2 separate regions of the Mus musculus genome follow, and region 1 is linked to region 2. The links are chromatin loops, found by intact Hi-C in ENCODE. Cell type or tissue: left cerebral cortex. All regions are shown on one strand.

Region 1 (8,000 bases), 290 kb after region 2:
AAGATATTTGTGTCCCATGTAAATGCTCACCAAAAGGTGACTTCAGCTGAGGAGGAGTTCAGTAATCAAGTGGATAAGATGACCCATTCTGTAGACAGTCAGCCTCTCTCCCCAGCCATCCCTGTCATTGCTCAATGGGCACATGAACAAAGTGGCCATGGTGGTCGAGATGGAGGTTATGCTTGGGCTCAGCAACACGGGCTTCCACTCACCAAAGCTGACTTGGCTACAGCTGCTGCTGATTGCCAGATCTGCCAACAGCAGAAACCAACACTGAGCCCCAGATATGGCACCATTCCTCGAGGTGACCAGCCAGCAACCTGGTGGCAGGTTGACTACATTGGACCACTTCCTTCATGGAAAGGACAGCATTTTGTTCTTACTGGAGTAGATACTTATTCTGGTTATAGATTTGCCTTTCCTGCACGTAATGCCTCTGCTAAAACCACCATTCAGGGACTGACAGAATGCCTTATCTATCGTCATGGTATTCCACACAGTATTGCTTCTGACCAAGGAACTCATTTCACAGCCAGAGAAGTACGACAATGGGCCCACGATCATGGAATTCACTGGTCTTACCACATTCCCCATCATCCTGAAGCAGCTGGTCTGATAGAAAGATGGAATGGCCTTTTGAAGATGCAGTTACAGCGCCAATTAGGTGGTAACAGCTTGGAAGGCTGGGGCAGAGTTCTTCAGAAGGCAGTATATGCTTTGAATCAGCGCTCGATATATGGTACAGTTTCACCCATAGCCAGAATTCATGGGTCCAGGAATCAAGGGGTGGAAAACGGAATAGTTCCACTTACTATCACTCCTAGTGACCCTCTAGGAAAATTTTTGCTTCCTGTCCCCATAACTCTAGGTTTTGCTGGCTTAGAAGTTTTGGCTCCAGAGAGGGAAGTGCTTCTACCAGGAGCTACAACAAACATTCCATTGAACTGGAAGCTCAGACTTCCCCCTGGTCATTTTGGGCTTCTAATGCCCTTAAACCAACAGGCTAAAAAAAGGAATAACAGTGTTAGGAGGGGTGATAGATCCAGATTACCATGGGGAAATTGGATTACCTCTTCACAATGGTGGTAAGCAAGATTATGTCTGGAGTGTAGGAGATCCCTTAGGGCGTCTCTTAGTACTACCATGTCCTGTGATTAAAGTCAATGGGAAACTACAACAGCCTAATCCAAGCAGGATGACAAAGGACGAAGACCCATCAGGAATGAAGGTATGGGTCAATCCTCCAGGAAAAGAGCCAAGACCTGCTGAGGTGCTGGCTGAAGGAGAAGGAAATACAGAATGGGTAGTAGAGGAAGGTAGTTATAAATACCAATTAAGGCCACGTAACCACTTGCAGAAACGAGGATTATAAGTAATATGAATGCCCCATTGTAAATTTACAAATGCCTTTGCGATTGTACGAGGGATAGTTATATCATGTTAGGCGTATTCACAACCTTGTTATTGTTTCATGTGAACATGAGATATTATTTGTGTCAAGTTGACAAGGGGTGGATTGTAGTGGCTATTCCTGGTTGTCAACTTGACTATATTTGGAATGAACTACAATCCAGAATTGGAAGGCTCACCAGTGACCCTTATCTGGAGGCTTGGAGATCCTTATCTGGATTTTGGTATGGAGATCTTGAGCCATAGTGGCTATGGATTCCAGAAGATTGAATCTCCGAGTTTAAGGAACACACCTTTAATCTGGGCTACACCTTTTCATCTGGGATTAAAGGTGTGGTGGAACACACCTTTAATCTGAGCTACACCTTCTGCTGGAGACAATATAAGGACATTGGAAGAAGGGAGCTCTGGCTCTTGCTCCTTCGCCTGCTTGCTGTGTGAGACTGAGTAACTGCTAGATCCTTGGACTTCCATTCACAGCTGCGACTGAACAATTGTTGGGAATTGGGCTGCCGACTGTAAGTCATCAATAAATTCCTTTACTATCTAGAGACTATCCATAAGTTCTGTGACTCTAGAGAACCCTGACTAATATACGGGGTCTCTCATTGACCTGGAATTTACCGGTTCTACTAGACTGGCTGACCAACTGCCTCCAAAGATCCTCCTCTTCCTGTTTCCTTAGCATGTGCCACCTTGCCTGGCCTTTTACATACCTGCTGGTAGTGCAAATGCAGGTCCTTGTGTTCTGTATTGATTGAGCCATCTTCCTAGCCCCACCCCCTCCTCTCAATATCCCCCTCCCCTGTGTGTGTGTGTGTGTGTGTGTGTGTGTGTGTGTGTATCCATATCATCATATCGTACACACTAGGTGAAAGCATAATGACTGAGACACACCCACACTGAGTAACATGAAGGTATATGACCCATCTATAGAGGGGACAGCAGTGGCTTTTGCATTAGATAGACTCATAGAGATCCATCTGCATCTGCCTACTGAGTGCACTGCCTGCACCATCACTCAGCTTGAGTTGTGTGTCTGTCTGACTGTCTGTCTGTTTAAATCACAGTCTCTTTTCAAGTTCCCTGTTTCTGCTAGAGCCGTCTCTGGCATAACTCAGGGACTCCTCATCTAAGCATCTCTCCTTTATGAAATCCTACACTGCCCATTCACGTTCCTCCTAAATAGAAAGACTAAACTCACACCAGAAGACAGGTATCATTTCTGAGGCATTTTAGTTCAATCATGTGTTCTTTAATTTTTTTTTTCATCCACTCAAGCTGCTATGAATACCCCTCAAGGCACGGGGATTGATTGTAAGTCTCCCTAGCTGTCCTCCCCATCTCCCTCTCTGAGAGTCCACCTAGCAGGCCATTCCTCCAGGCAGTCTTCCATCTTTCTATTCTCTAGACAGCCTCTCACTGCAGTCTGGCTTAGTCAGCTTTCTTTCTATAGTTCACACTTTGAAGTCTTAGTTAGAGTTGCTAATCGGGCTTCCCAGGTTACCTTCGCAGCCAGGGAGTAGAAGCGAGCAAGATCTTGTGTCTCAGAGGTTGTGTGTGAACCAGTCTTCACCCCTTTCTAAATATGTGACCCCGGGTGGGTCACTTCAGGTCTGTTTGCCTCACCTGTGAACAGGAACAAGAGTAGCGCACCCTGAGAAGGTTTAAAACAAATGCCTCAGTGACAAGAATAGAGAGAGGTCCTGAGGGAGAGCAGCCATTGCCTTCAGCTCTCACCATAGCAACAAGTACATTGACTCAATTTAGTCAGGCCCCAGGAGGAGGGGCTGGTGCCTTCTCCTGACACTGCTAAACGCACGCACGCAGTTTCTTTCCTTCCTTGACTTCCAAGGGAATCTCAGTAAAGTTGTTCTTTCTTTATGAAATCACACACAGACACACAAAATCACCTGATCACTGGTGAGAATGAAGGAGTGAACACTCTCACACACGGCCTGTGTTTAGATGTGAATCTCCTTTAACCCAGTCATCCACTTATACAAATACCATAAGGAAATAATCTCAAATGCAGGCACTGACAGGAATGAGGACATTCTCTGCATTAGTATTTACATATGATAAGGTCCAGGAGTCATGGAGACAAGCAGGAGTCCAGGGCAGCACACGGCCAGACAGGGACCAGGCAGGACTCCAGGATCTGATAGGACAAGGATATCACAGAAGCAAGGAGGGTGTGGTCCCTGGGAAGCCACAGGTGACCCCAGTGAATTTGCTAAACTGAGAACCTGGTACTTGGCACAAGGCAGCGCTGTGGATACAGAAGAGCCGTTTATAGCACACACACTACGAACAGGAGGGAATGTGCTGTATTTTTAGACAGTGGGGCTTGCTCATCTGAAAGTGGGACATGGATTAGAAAGTCCCAGGTTCAAGGCCTCACTCTGTCAACACGGAATAGTCACTCACGTCAGCTAAATGTAAGAACTTCATTACCTAAGAGTAAGGAGCCCAGAGCATGACTGAGAGTAAGCATGGTGGCTTGACTAGGAAAGGCTACCGTGGGCTAATATATTTGATGCTTGGTCATTAGGGTGTGGAGATACTTGGGAGGAATTAGGAAGGGTGGACTTGGTGGAGATTGTCACTAGAGGTGGGCTTTGAGCTTTCAAAAGCCCAGGCCAGGTCCAGTGTCTCTCTCTTCCTGCTGCCTGTGGATCTGGATTGCAACTCTCAACTTCCCTAACACCCCTGTCTGCCTCCAGGCCGCCATGTTCCCCGCCATGACAATAAATGGACTAAACCTCTGAAGCTGTAAGCAAGCCTCTGTTAAATGCTTTCTTTTAAAGCCTTACCCTGGCCATGGTGTCTCTTCCCAACAATGAAACAGCGACTGAGACAAAAAGTATACAAAGTAACCATTAATAAATGCAGTCTCCCCCTGCAGATGGCTACCGAACGCTCCTCTCTATCTCTCTGTCTGCAAACTCTGTTCTTTCTCCACAGCTGTGTCCTCAGCTGATGCCTTCTCCAGTGTCCCCAACAGGACAGCCGTCCTCTGCCTTATTAGGGAGAGAGCAGCAGGGATGAGGTCACAAGACCTTATTCATTACATAGCAGTGACAGAGCCCAAGGAAACAGAAGAACTGCCGGTCAAGTTCTTTTGGTCCTTAGCAGCCACTGTTGAAAGAACTGTGTGTCCCAGATCCCTGATCACCTAGCTGTCCCCATTCTGTCTCACAGGTACCTTTTCCTCCTGTAGCCTGGACACCTGGTGAGCTGACACCTAGACCTAGCAGCTGCCATGGGCACTCCAGGTAAGCAGCCTTGTACCCCACTCCTGCACATGGCCTACACTTCCAGAGCCTCTGTGCTGAGTGCCTGCTGGGGAGTCAAAGACACAGATGAGAACCCCAAGGGGAGCGCAGAGAGTTTCCCAGTCCTAGGTTACAGTGGCTCCCCTTCCTCGCTTTGTCTTGGGTAAATTCTTAGGAGTCACCTCCTCAATACCCAGCCTGAAAAATGGAAGCCAGGAGGAGAAGAAGGAAGTATGGAAGGAATAAGAGGCAGGGGGGATGGTGTCTTAGGGTTTCCACTGCTGTGAAGAGACAACTGTGACCAAGGCAAGCTTATAAAGTACATTTATTTGGGGCTGGGGATGACTTACAGTTTTAGACTTTTAGTCCATTATCATCATAGCAAAAAGCATGGCAGCATCCAGAGAGACATGGTGCCGAAGGGGCTGAGAGTTCTACGTCTTGATCTGAAGGCAGCCAGGAGAAGACTCTGTCTTCCACAGCCACCCAGGAGGAGGCTCTCTTCCATACTAGGCTGGAGAGTGAGCATAGGACATCAGAGCCCACTACACAGTGACTCACTGCCTCCAACAAGGCCATGCCTACTCCAACAAGGTCACATTTTCTAATAGTACCACTTTCCATGGACCAAGTATATTCAAACCACCATGTGTAGACTGGAAGCAACCTGCTCCAGATCCTTGTGTCCTCAAAGTCACTCTGATGACCAGCCTATCTTCAAACTCACAGCAATCCCCCTGCCTCAGCATCCCAAGCACTGGGATTAAAGGCATGCACCACCTTGCAGCACTAGCTCTATAGACCCATCATTCATTCATTCACTCACTCACTGTAATTACCTTTTAAAGCTTGTATTACTCACATCTATCATTGTTGTAACTGATGAAGACAGATTTATTTTGCTTACTATGTAACATAATTGCTCCATCCAGGGATGCAGACAGGCAGGAAGGAAGGATGGGCCATTCACATCATAGCAGACAAAAAAATAGCAAAGCAGTGAAAAAAAAACAGCCAAGACAAGAGGACCCCCATCAACCCCAGAGACCCCCAGAGCACTCCTAACAAGAGCAGGGCCCTCTTCCCATGGTGCCTCCACTCAGTCTGTGAGCCTCTCATTAGCTCAGGCTTTACGCTCTGATTAGATGGAGAAGCCCCCTCACAGCCCCCAGATAAGGGCTACTGAACTCCTAGGTATTTATTAATCCAGTACTATTGAAACTCGGGATTAAAAACTGACCATTCCTGTGCTGAAGGTCACATTTGGGGCTGGAGAATGGCTCAGTGGTTAAGTGCACTTGCTGCTCCTGCAGAGGACCTGGGTTCAATTCCCAATATCCACATCCGGCTCACAGTCTGTAAACTGCAACTACACAGGATCCAATGGCCTCCATAAGCACCAGGCATACATATGGTGCACACACATAAACTCTGGCAAACATTCATATGTTCAAAACAAAAATAAGGAGAAAGATGTGAATCCACATTCAAGAGCCAACACCAGGCACACAGTAAAACGAAGCTATCACTAGGACTTCCCTCTTCCTGGGGCTGACGGACTCACATCCTCATTGTTCTCAGCTGAAAGAGACTCAAATCCCTGCAAAGTACCAGGACACCTCCCAGGTGCATTAGTCTCCTCAGGATGTCATCGAAAAGGTCACTGGGCAGGTGGCTTAGAAAGAAAAGATCTCTTCTCTCAGTGCTCTGGACTCTGACACTCACAACCAAAGAGCAGCAGGTTGGCCCTGGACAGCACTCTCTTCCTGCTTGGCAGAGAGTTCCCATGTCCTGTCTGTGTGCCTGGACAGAGGGACGGGGGCAGGAAAAGAGAAAACAGACAGGGGGAAGAAAGACAAGGAGCGGGAAGAACCGACAGTTTCTTCCTGTTTCTGTAAGGGTGCTAACAGGATGGGTCAGGAGCTCACACACACCCAAAATTTTGTCCTTAAAGGTTCTGTCTCCAAATACAGTCACCAGGGTTAGGGCTTTTTACAAGGGCTTTTAAGAACACACTCAGTCCCTATCACTAGTGACACCATTAAAATCCTCCATGTGGCAATTGCTCAGACACACAATTAACCAGTGTGTCCCTGACCCATTCAAACTCTTGTGCACTGTCCTCAAACCATATATGTTTCCTTCTCATCTAGACAGAGAATGCTTCATTGAGACTGTGGCTGAGTACCTCCTGGATGTGATAAGCACAGAGGACCTGCAGCTCCTGCTGACAGAAGAGGAAACCTGGAAACACTTTGTGGCAGAAGTTGATTTGTCCAGGTCACCTCCCCGAGGGATGCCTGCAGTACCAGGGTTCAGGCCTGGTTGGCTTGTTCTGGGCAGGAATACTCTCCCCAGACAGACCAAGTAGTTAGGGTTGAGGGTGTCTCTTCTCAGCAAATATTTCCCTCACCATATTCTCTACCAGGAAAGAGCCTCTGCCTGGGGGGAGATGGCAGCAGCCACAGGGAGCAAAACTATTCCTGCCATTGGCATTCCTGTGACCATGGGAAGTTAGTTTATTACCTTCTTTGTTATTCGGTCACTATTGACTGGCATTGTAAGAATAATAAGATAATGCATGTGGAGAGCCCAGCACATGGCCAGTACACAGTAGGCAGCTTACACACAGTAGGTGTCCATCAAAAGTTATCTTTTTTAAAAAAGATTTATTATTATATATATATATATACATATATATATATATGTGTGTGTGTGTGTGTGTGTAAGTACACTGCAGCTGTCTTCAGACACACCAAAAGAGGGTGTCAGATCTTATTACAGATGGTTGTGAGCCACCATGTGGTTGCTGGGATTTGAACTTAGGAACTTTGGAAGGGCAGTCAGGGCTCTTACCCACTGAGCCATCTCTCCAGCCCCAAAAGTTAGCTGTTAAAGTAGTGTGTGGGTGTGTGGTTTTTGCATGTGGATGAGTTTATTTTACAAGCATTCTTCTTATATCAGTCTCCCCTATTACAGGGAAGAGGAAACTGCCTTGCGAGAAGCTCTTGCAGAGATCTTTTCAGATCCTGATGGAGAAGATGAAGATGAGCTCCAAAATGACCTGCAGGACAAGAACGAGAGGTACTCAGCCAAAGACCAAATGAAGCCTTTTTTTTTCTTGATAGGAAGGGAAAAGAACAGTGTTAGAGGATCATGTGTAAGAGATTGAATATTCAGAGACAAGCTGGTTAAGTGTGTGTCTGAGTGCCTGCCACAGGACCTATATTAATGATGTCACTCATATTGGGGATGGAGTTGGGTCCCTAAACTCATTGGTAAATGTCTTAACTCTGGTGACTGTGTTTGGAG
Region 2 (8,000 bases):
TCAGGCAGTTTGTCTTTCCTGGAAGGCTCCAATTTGCAGTTAGAAAGCAAGAATCGGTTATTTTTTTATTTATCTTAAAAGACAATCTTATAAAAATCTTAACAGAATCACAAATCTAAACATTTATATTTTTAAAAAAATGAGTCATTTCTATCTTAAATTCTCAGAGTGCATTAATAATCTACTAATTATCATTTTTTAAATTAAATTATGTCAGGAAGCTGAGTGCAAAAAATGGGTATAGGAAGTCAATTATCACCTTGATCACAAGCCCAGTTGTAGCAAGCGTGGCGCGTCACTCTTGCTAAATAAAGAGTGGTACCAGCCAGTCTTTTTTTGCTCTTGTTTCCTGACATTAAAAAATCCCTAGTCAACCATTAAAAGGGTGCCTTTCTGAACTTCAAATTGTTTTCTAGGATTTTCTACATCACAGTTACTAGCAAAAACATCTTTTTAAAATTATGTATTTATTTATTCTTTGTATGTGAGTACATTGTCACTCTCCTCAGACACACCAGAAGAGGGCATTGGATCCCATTACAGATGACTGTGAGCCACTATGTGGTTGCTGGGATTTGAACTCAGGACCTCGGGAAGAGCAGTCAGTGCTCTTAACTACTGAGCTATCTCTCCAGACCCCTAACACAAACATCTTAACCTAATGTCTCAATCTCCAAACTCGAAGTGTGGTGGTCACTGCTGACAATCTACATTTCTAAGTTCTTTCTGAGGGTGGTGATTGAATCATTAATCTGCTCCAGTACCAATGTTAGAAAAAGATGAAACATTATTAATGTGAGTACCTATGATACTGCTCAGTGAGGGGCTGGAAGCCCCCTTAGAATCTTCACACAAGACATAGATTAGGAAGGACGTGAAGATTTCAAAAACAGCAAGCAGAGTGATGCTTCATAACAGCAAGAAGTCCTCAGGACTCTGCTTCTCCAAGGTACACCAATCATGGTTGTGCTAACTATTACATGAGTTCTAACACCGTTTGATGTTCCTCTAGCACTGACCTCTACAAGCTTCCATGCTAGGGTTCATGGCTCTGTGAGCAGGAGACCCAGAATCTGTGCATATGCTCTGTCTACATACAGCATCCTGCCCTGGGCTGACCAAGTGATCAATGCTTGGATCTGTTTCCTGAGGCTCTCACAACTCTTACCCCACTTGAGGTCTTCCCTGGGAGTGGCATCGCTGTCAGCCTGCGCACAGTACCCTCAGGGTGGGTGATGGGAACAGCCACTTCCCTTGGTTTTGTATTATTCTATTGTAGTTCATCAAAAGACCCTCACTCACAAAGACCACAGAGACCACCATCATCGCTGCAAACTGCATGAGGATTTTTATTGATCCAACATATTGGGGACTCCCCTCTCAGCACACAGGCCAGAGGAGAGACCCAGAACAAAGAAAGAACACAATTTTTATATCTTTGTAAGGGGCAGATTTGAGCAACAGGGCAGCTGTCTTATTTTCATTGCTACAGCAAGTAACCCTTTCAGGCATTGGTTGGTTTGTATAGTGACTAAGTAACCCTTTGGCCTAGTCCCTCACTTTGCTTGCCCCCATGGTGGGTTATTATGATTTGGTCAGCAAAGTAATAATACATTTTGAACTTATGGGTCAGCTATTAACATCACAGCTATTAACGTCAGGGGAATTCTTGCAACAAGGTCAGGGTGGTTTATGGTCTTTGTCAGAATTCAGTGTGGGGAGGGGTAGGGGGATTCCTCTGGGAGCTGCTATCTTGTTATGGTTATTTCTCTGAGAAAAGCTAATATTGTTTTGGCAGCTTGTAGGCTCAGTCATTTCGACTGCTAAAACTGTTTTTACATTTGTTTAGTCAGCCAGCTTCCTTAAATGGCTTTGCACTTAGCCTGTTAGTATAGTTTGGAAAGTCCTTTTCGAAGGGGGAAGGTACTGGGTGGTCTTGAATTAATTTTGGATATTACAATTCTTCCCTTCACCATCTTCTGGATGGCAATGGAACAAGGCCATCCCTACACTATAGCCAGTGATGGAGAAGGTTAACTCTATGAATCCACCCACAAAGTTTCCAGAGTTCTTAAAAAAAGTCTACATTTTTTCCTTGCATAGCTCTGAATGAGTCATAGGCAAAAGTAGGGCAGCAGGCAGAAGGGAGGCGTGAACGGTCACCGCGATTGTCCACTTGGCTGAACTGCAAGGCTGTATAGAGCCTAGAAGGGATACAGTCAGGGACTCCCATGTGTGCATGGCTCTGTCCAGCACATTCCCTCCCCCAGTCCTCTGCACTACACTGAAGGGGAAATGGTCACTGAATCAGGCTGTCATGGACCCGAATGAGCTCCTGTAACTTCTGTTCTGGGTCCTGAGCCTGATGCCGCAGCTCTGCAGCAGACTCAGCCTTTGCTCCTTCATGCAAATGCTTTGAGTCTCCTACAAAGCTAACTATATCCAGCAGGAGGAAGAAACCTGTGGTGGCTGCACCCATGATCCGGGCTCCTTTGGTCATTGCCAGAGCAGTACCTCCAAAGGCTTCCTTCACTTGTTTAGTGGTTTCTGTTGTTGTCTTTCCTGTGGTCATGAGGCGCTTAGCATTAGTTACTAGGCTAGGGTTGGCTTTGGTCAGTTTGATGGCATGAATATTATTCTTGATGTTTTTCAGTTTCTTGAAGGAATTCATGGATAAGAAAAGAAGTCTGGGACCACTCTGATCCAAAACTTCTTTCATGCCCTTCATTGTGTCTTTGTTGGTTGGTACCAACTTGCTGGCTTTAGCTTCAGCAGACACCACACTTACCTTTTCCACAATGCTTGTGGAAACACTAGTCACAGCCGCTGCTGCCCCCAGCCCCAAGCCAGTGGCTGACAATGCCAGACTGACTCCTGCTGTCACAGGTGCCAGAGACAGACCAAGGATGGTCAGGACTCCAGACACAGCACTGCTGGAGCTGGCCACCACCCGTGAGATGGTGCAGTCCCTGTGCACCTTGTCAACCTTGTCTGCCAGGGCGTGGAGCATCCTGATGCTCTCCTCAAGCTCCAGTTTCACCCGAGGATAAGCATCCAAGAACCGTTCCTTGTGCCACGGGTCATTTTGGATCTCTTCTTCATCTTCTGCATCAGTATCAGCTACGGTCTTACCCAGGGCTTCACTCAAGGCATCTTCCTCTTTCCTGCAAGAGGAGGGACAGCTGAGCAAGGAAGACAGCTTATAAAGTAAGATCTGTCCTGTGGGAGCACAGAGCATTCACTGTGAAGCAGAGGAGAACATTACAGCTCTGTAAGCTTTCTTACCGGGATGATTACACTTGAAAAATCACACCATCTTTAGTTCTTAAGGACAGAATGAATTGAAAATCTACCTATAATTGTCCTTTTAATTTTTTATCTTATGTGTAAGAGTGCTTCTCCTGCATGTGTGTCTGCATACCATATTCACTTCTGGGGCCCATGGAGGGCAGAGGATGGAAGGCATCAGATCCCTAGAACTGCAGTTCCACACAGTTGTGAGCTATTACAGGTTGCTAGGAACTGACTCGAGTCATCTGAAAGAACAGCCTGTGTTCCTCATCACTGAGTCCTCTAGTCCTCTAGCACACCCTTCTATTGGTAGACATTTAATAAGGGAGCCTTCCCTTCAAGGTCAATGTCATCACTACCAAAACACTTCTCCCTAGGAACTCTAAACAAAGAGAGGTGACATTAGAGAAAAGAAATAGCCCCATATTTTATAGAACGTTAGTGTTTGCTGAAGAGGGCACCTTCCTATGAACAGTCATCCCTTGGCCTAAGCTGCTGGAACATAACTTGCCTGCTCTACATTGTCCTGCTGGCCAGGAGAGTCCACATTTGCCTAGAGCCTTGTGCTATGAGACTCTGCAAATTGCACATCCCTAAGAGAGAAACTTTAGATAGGACATTCTTTGAAACTTTAGGTCTTTTTTGGTACTGCAGTGCTGTGTACTCTTGAGCTAATGGGGCAGCTCACAGCTAAGATCCATCCATTCAAAACACAGTGCACAGATTTACCCTTCAGCTGTGAGTGAAGATAAAGGAAGAGGAGTGGATTTCCCATTCACATTTGGGGAATTCCCCATTCACGTGTGGTCCCATTTCCACAAAGTGTTCCAGTAGGAGGCAAAATTCAGGAGTCAGAACACACATGTTCCTAAGCACTTCCATTAAGGAATTCTCAGCCTGATTAAGGCGATGTGTGGTGGGGATTTTACTGTCACTTCTGACCCCAGAGGAAGGAGACACTGAAGTCATGGACTTCCAGGAGGGAGGGAGACCCCAGTCACTCATGCTGATGGTGTATTTGATTAAGGCACAGAAAACTGGACACTGAAGTTAGGTTTCCATGTTCAGCTGTTGATGTGTTTGGCCTTGGCTTTCCTCAGGAGGAGTCCCATGAGGTCAGCTTCACAGTGCCCCTACTCTCTGCTCTTTACTGCCTGTCACTCAGCTCATCTGCTGTGAGTCTCCAGTTGAAGGAACTGACAGACTTGTTGTGTCTTTTGTCTTAGAGCAGCAGTCAGTCCTGAACAGTGCCTTCCTGCCTGTGGTAACGTGTATCAGATTAACTGTTCTTTCCCGTGGGCGCTTTCTTAGTGTGTGACACTCCATGTGACCTTGACCATGAGGCACTGTGTCCTGAGGACAACAGAAGATTCTGCTTAAAGCCTTAGAAGGGACCTGAGGATGTGGCTAAGTTGGTGCAGTGTTTGTCACACAAACAGGAGGACCCGAGTTCAGTCTTCCAGAGGCCACATAGGAAAGCCAGGTTCAGGGCCTGGGCCTGTCATCCCTGCTTGGGGATGCAAGGTCAGGAGGGTCCTCATGCTCTCTTGTCAGCCAATCTGGTCACTGTGATGAGTTCCAGGTAAGTAAAGGCACTTGTTATTGTAATGGGCTGGAGAGAGAGTTTCTTTATTCAGATGCATGGTTCTCTTGCAGAACAAGTGAGTTCAGGTCCCAGACCCTACACTTGCTGGCTCACAGCTGTAGGGGTCTCGAGTCCTCTTGGGCCTTGATGTACTATGGACTTGACTGTACTGTGGGTTAGGGAGCTCACACCTGCCCTCACTTAATTTCAATACTGTGTGTCCTTAAATCCTCCATCTCCAAACACAGTCACCAGAGTTAAGACATTTACCAATGAGTTTAGGGACCCAACTCCATCCCCAATATGAGTGACATCATTAATATAGGTCCTGTGGCAGGCACTCAGACACACACTTAACCAGCTTGTTTCTGAATATTCAATCTCTTACGCATGATCCTCTAACACTGTTCTTTTCCCTTCCTATCAAGAAAAAAAAAAGGCTTCATTTGGTCTTTGGCTGAGTACCTCTCGTTCTTGTCCTGCAGGTCATTTTGGAGCTCATCTTCATCTTCTCCATCAGGATCTGAAAAGATCTCTGCAAGAGCTTCTCGCAAGGCAGTTTCCTCTTCCCTGTAATAGGGGAGACTGATATAAGAAGAATGCTTGTAAAATAAACTCATCCACATGCAAAAACCACACACCCACACACTACTTTAACAGCTAACTTTTGGGGCTGGAGAGATGGCTCAGTGGGTAAGAGCCCTGACTGCCCTTCCAAAGTTCCTAAGTTCAAATCCCAGCAACCACATGGTGGCTCACAACCATCTATAATAAGATCTGACACCCTCTTTTGGTGTGTCTGAAGACAGCTGCAGTGTACTTACACACACACACACACATATATATATATATATATATATATATAAATAAATCTTTTTTTAAAAAAGATAACTTTTGATGGACACCTACTGTGTGTAAGCTGCCTACTGTGTACTGGCCATGTGCTGGGCTCTCCACATGCATTATCTTATTATTCTTACAATGCCAGTCAATAGTGACCGAATAACAAAGAAGGTAATAAACTAACTTCCCATGGTCACAGGAATGCCAATGGCAGGAATAGTTTTGTTCCCTGTGGCTGCTGCCATCTCCCCCCAGGCAGAGGATCTTTCCTGGTAGAGAATATGGTGAGGGAAATATTTGCTGAGAAGAGAAACCCTGAACCCTAACTACTTGGTCTGTCTGGGGAGAGTATTCCTGCCCAGAACAAACCAACCAGGCCTGAACCCTGGTACTGCAGGCATCCCTCGGGGAGGTGACCTGGACAAATCAACTTCTGCCACAAAGTGTTTCCAGGTTTCCTCTTCTGTCAGCAGGAGCTGCAGGTCCTCTGTGCTTATCACATCCAGGAGGTACTCAGCCACAGTCTCAATGAAGCATTCTCTGTCTAGATGAGAAGGAAACATATATGGTTTTAGGACAGTGCACAAGAGTTTGAATGGGTCAGGGACACACTGGTTAATTGTGTGTCTGAGCAATTGCCACATGGAGGATTTTAATGGTGTCACTAGTGATAGGGACTGAGTGTGTTCTTAAAAGCCCTTGTAAAAAGCCCTAACCCTGGTGACTGTATTTGGAGACAGAACCTTTAAGGACAAAATTTTGAGTGTGTGTGAGCTCCTGACCCATCCTGTCAGCACCCTTACAGAAACAGGAAGAAACTGCCGGTTCTTCCCGCTCCTTCTCTTTCTTCCCCCTGTCTGTTTTCTCTTTTCCTGCCCCCGTCCCTCTGTCCAGGCACACAGACAGGACATGGGAACTCTCTGCCAAGCAGGAAGAGAGTGCTGTCCAGGGCCAACCTGCTGCACTTTGGTTGTGAGTGTCAGAGTCCAGAGCACTGAGGGAAGAGATCTTTTCAGCCCCAGGAAGAGGGAAGTCCTAGTGATAGCTTCGTTTTACTGTGTGCCTGGTGTTGGCTCTTGAATGTGGATTCACATCTTTCTCCTTATTTTTGTTTTGTACATATGAATGTTTGCCAGAGTATATGTGTGTGCACCATATGTATGCCTGGTGCTTATGGAGGCCGTTGGATCCTGTGTAGTTGCAGTTTACAGACTGTGAGCCGGATGTAGATATTGGGAACTGAACCCAGGTCCTCTGCAGGAGCAGCAAGTGCCCTTAACCACTGAGCCATTCTCCAGCCCCAAATGTGACCTTCAGCACAGGAATGGTCAGTTTTTAATCCCGAGCACTGGATTAATAAATACCTAGGAGTTCAGTAGCCCTTATCTGGGGGCTGTGACGGGGCTTCTCCATCTAATCAGAGCGTAAAGCCTGAGCTAATGAGAGGCTCACAGACTGAGTGGAGGCACCATGGGAAGAGGGCCCTGCTCTTGTTAGGAGTGCTCTGGGGGTCTCTGGGGTTGATGGGGGTCCTCTTGTCTTGGCTGGTTTTTTTTCATTGCTTTGTCTATATTTTTGTTTGCCATGATGTGAATGGCCCATCCTTCCTTCCTGCCTCTCTGCATCCCTGGATGGAGCAATTATGTTACATAGTAAGCAAAATAAATCTGTCTTCATCAGTTACAACAGTGATAGATGTGAGTAATACAAGCTTTAAAAGGTAATTACAGTGAATGAATGAATGAATGAATGAATGATGGGTCTATAGAGCTAGTGCTGCAAGGTGGTGCATGCGTTTAATCCCAGTGCTTGGGATGCTGAGGCAGGGGGATTGCTGTGAGTTTGAAGATAGGCTGGTCATCAGAGTGAGTTTGAGGACCCAAGGATCTGGAGCAGGTTGCTTCCACTCTACACATGGTGGTTTGAATATACTTGGTTCATGGAAAGTGGTACTATTAGAAAATGTGACCTTGTTGGAGTAGGCATGGCCTTGTTGGAGGCAGTGAGTCACTGTGTAGTGGGCTCTGATGTCCTATGCTCACTCTCCAGCCTAGTATGGAAGAGAGCCTCCTCCTGGGTGGCTGTGGAAGACAGAGTCTTCTCCTGGCTGTCTTCAGATCAAGACGTAGAACTCTCAGCCCCTTCGGCACCATGTCTCTCTGGATGCTGCCATGCTTTTTGCTATGATGATAATGGACTAAAAGTCTAAAACTGTAAGTCATCCCCAGCCCCAAATAAATGTACTTTATAAGCTTGCCTTGGTCACAGTTGTCTCTTCACA

The links. A loop is a pair of places that touch in the nucleus more often than their neighbours do. Peaks named below come from ENCODE experiments on the same cell type or tissue, not always from the same donor. Only the 100,000 strongest peaks of a DNase experiment are listed, where the experiment ranks them.
Region 1: a loop joins it to region 2, with 9 times the contacts of the local background. A loop is called at or near these places in 9 of 42 quality-filtered maps.

Annotation. Positions count from the first base shown.
Region 1 is chr15:77,424,424-77,432,423 of GRCm38, reverse strand. It overlaps Apol7b (apolipoprotein L 7b), which reads left to right. Exons shown (of 5, transcript NM_001024848.2): 2 at 4,615-4,688; 3 at 6,842-6,968; 4 at 7,668-7,772. The coding sequence starts at 4,676. Among named protein-coding and RNA genes, the nearest start is that of Gm36194, 9.8 kb to the right of the region's middle. In left cerebral cortex, no CTCF peak of the experiment used is centred here; a DNase peak (open chromatin) is centred at 3,660.
Region 2 is chr15:77,712,613-77,720,612 of GRCm38, reverse strand. Apol7e (apolipoprotein L 7e) reads right to left here. Exons shown (of 5, transcript NM_001134802.1): 3 at 6,137-6,263; 4 at 5,342-5,446; 5 at 1,325-3,164. The coding sequence ends at 2,300. Gm36329 (a long non-coding RNA gene) reads left to right here. Exons shown (of 3, transcript XR_001781707.2): 3 at 2,654-2,890. Among named protein-coding and RNA genes, the nearest start is that of Gm36329, 6.4 kb to the left of the region's middle. In left cerebral cortex, no CTCF peak of the experiment used is centred here; DNase peaks (open chromatin) are centred at 2,295, 3,515 and 3,860.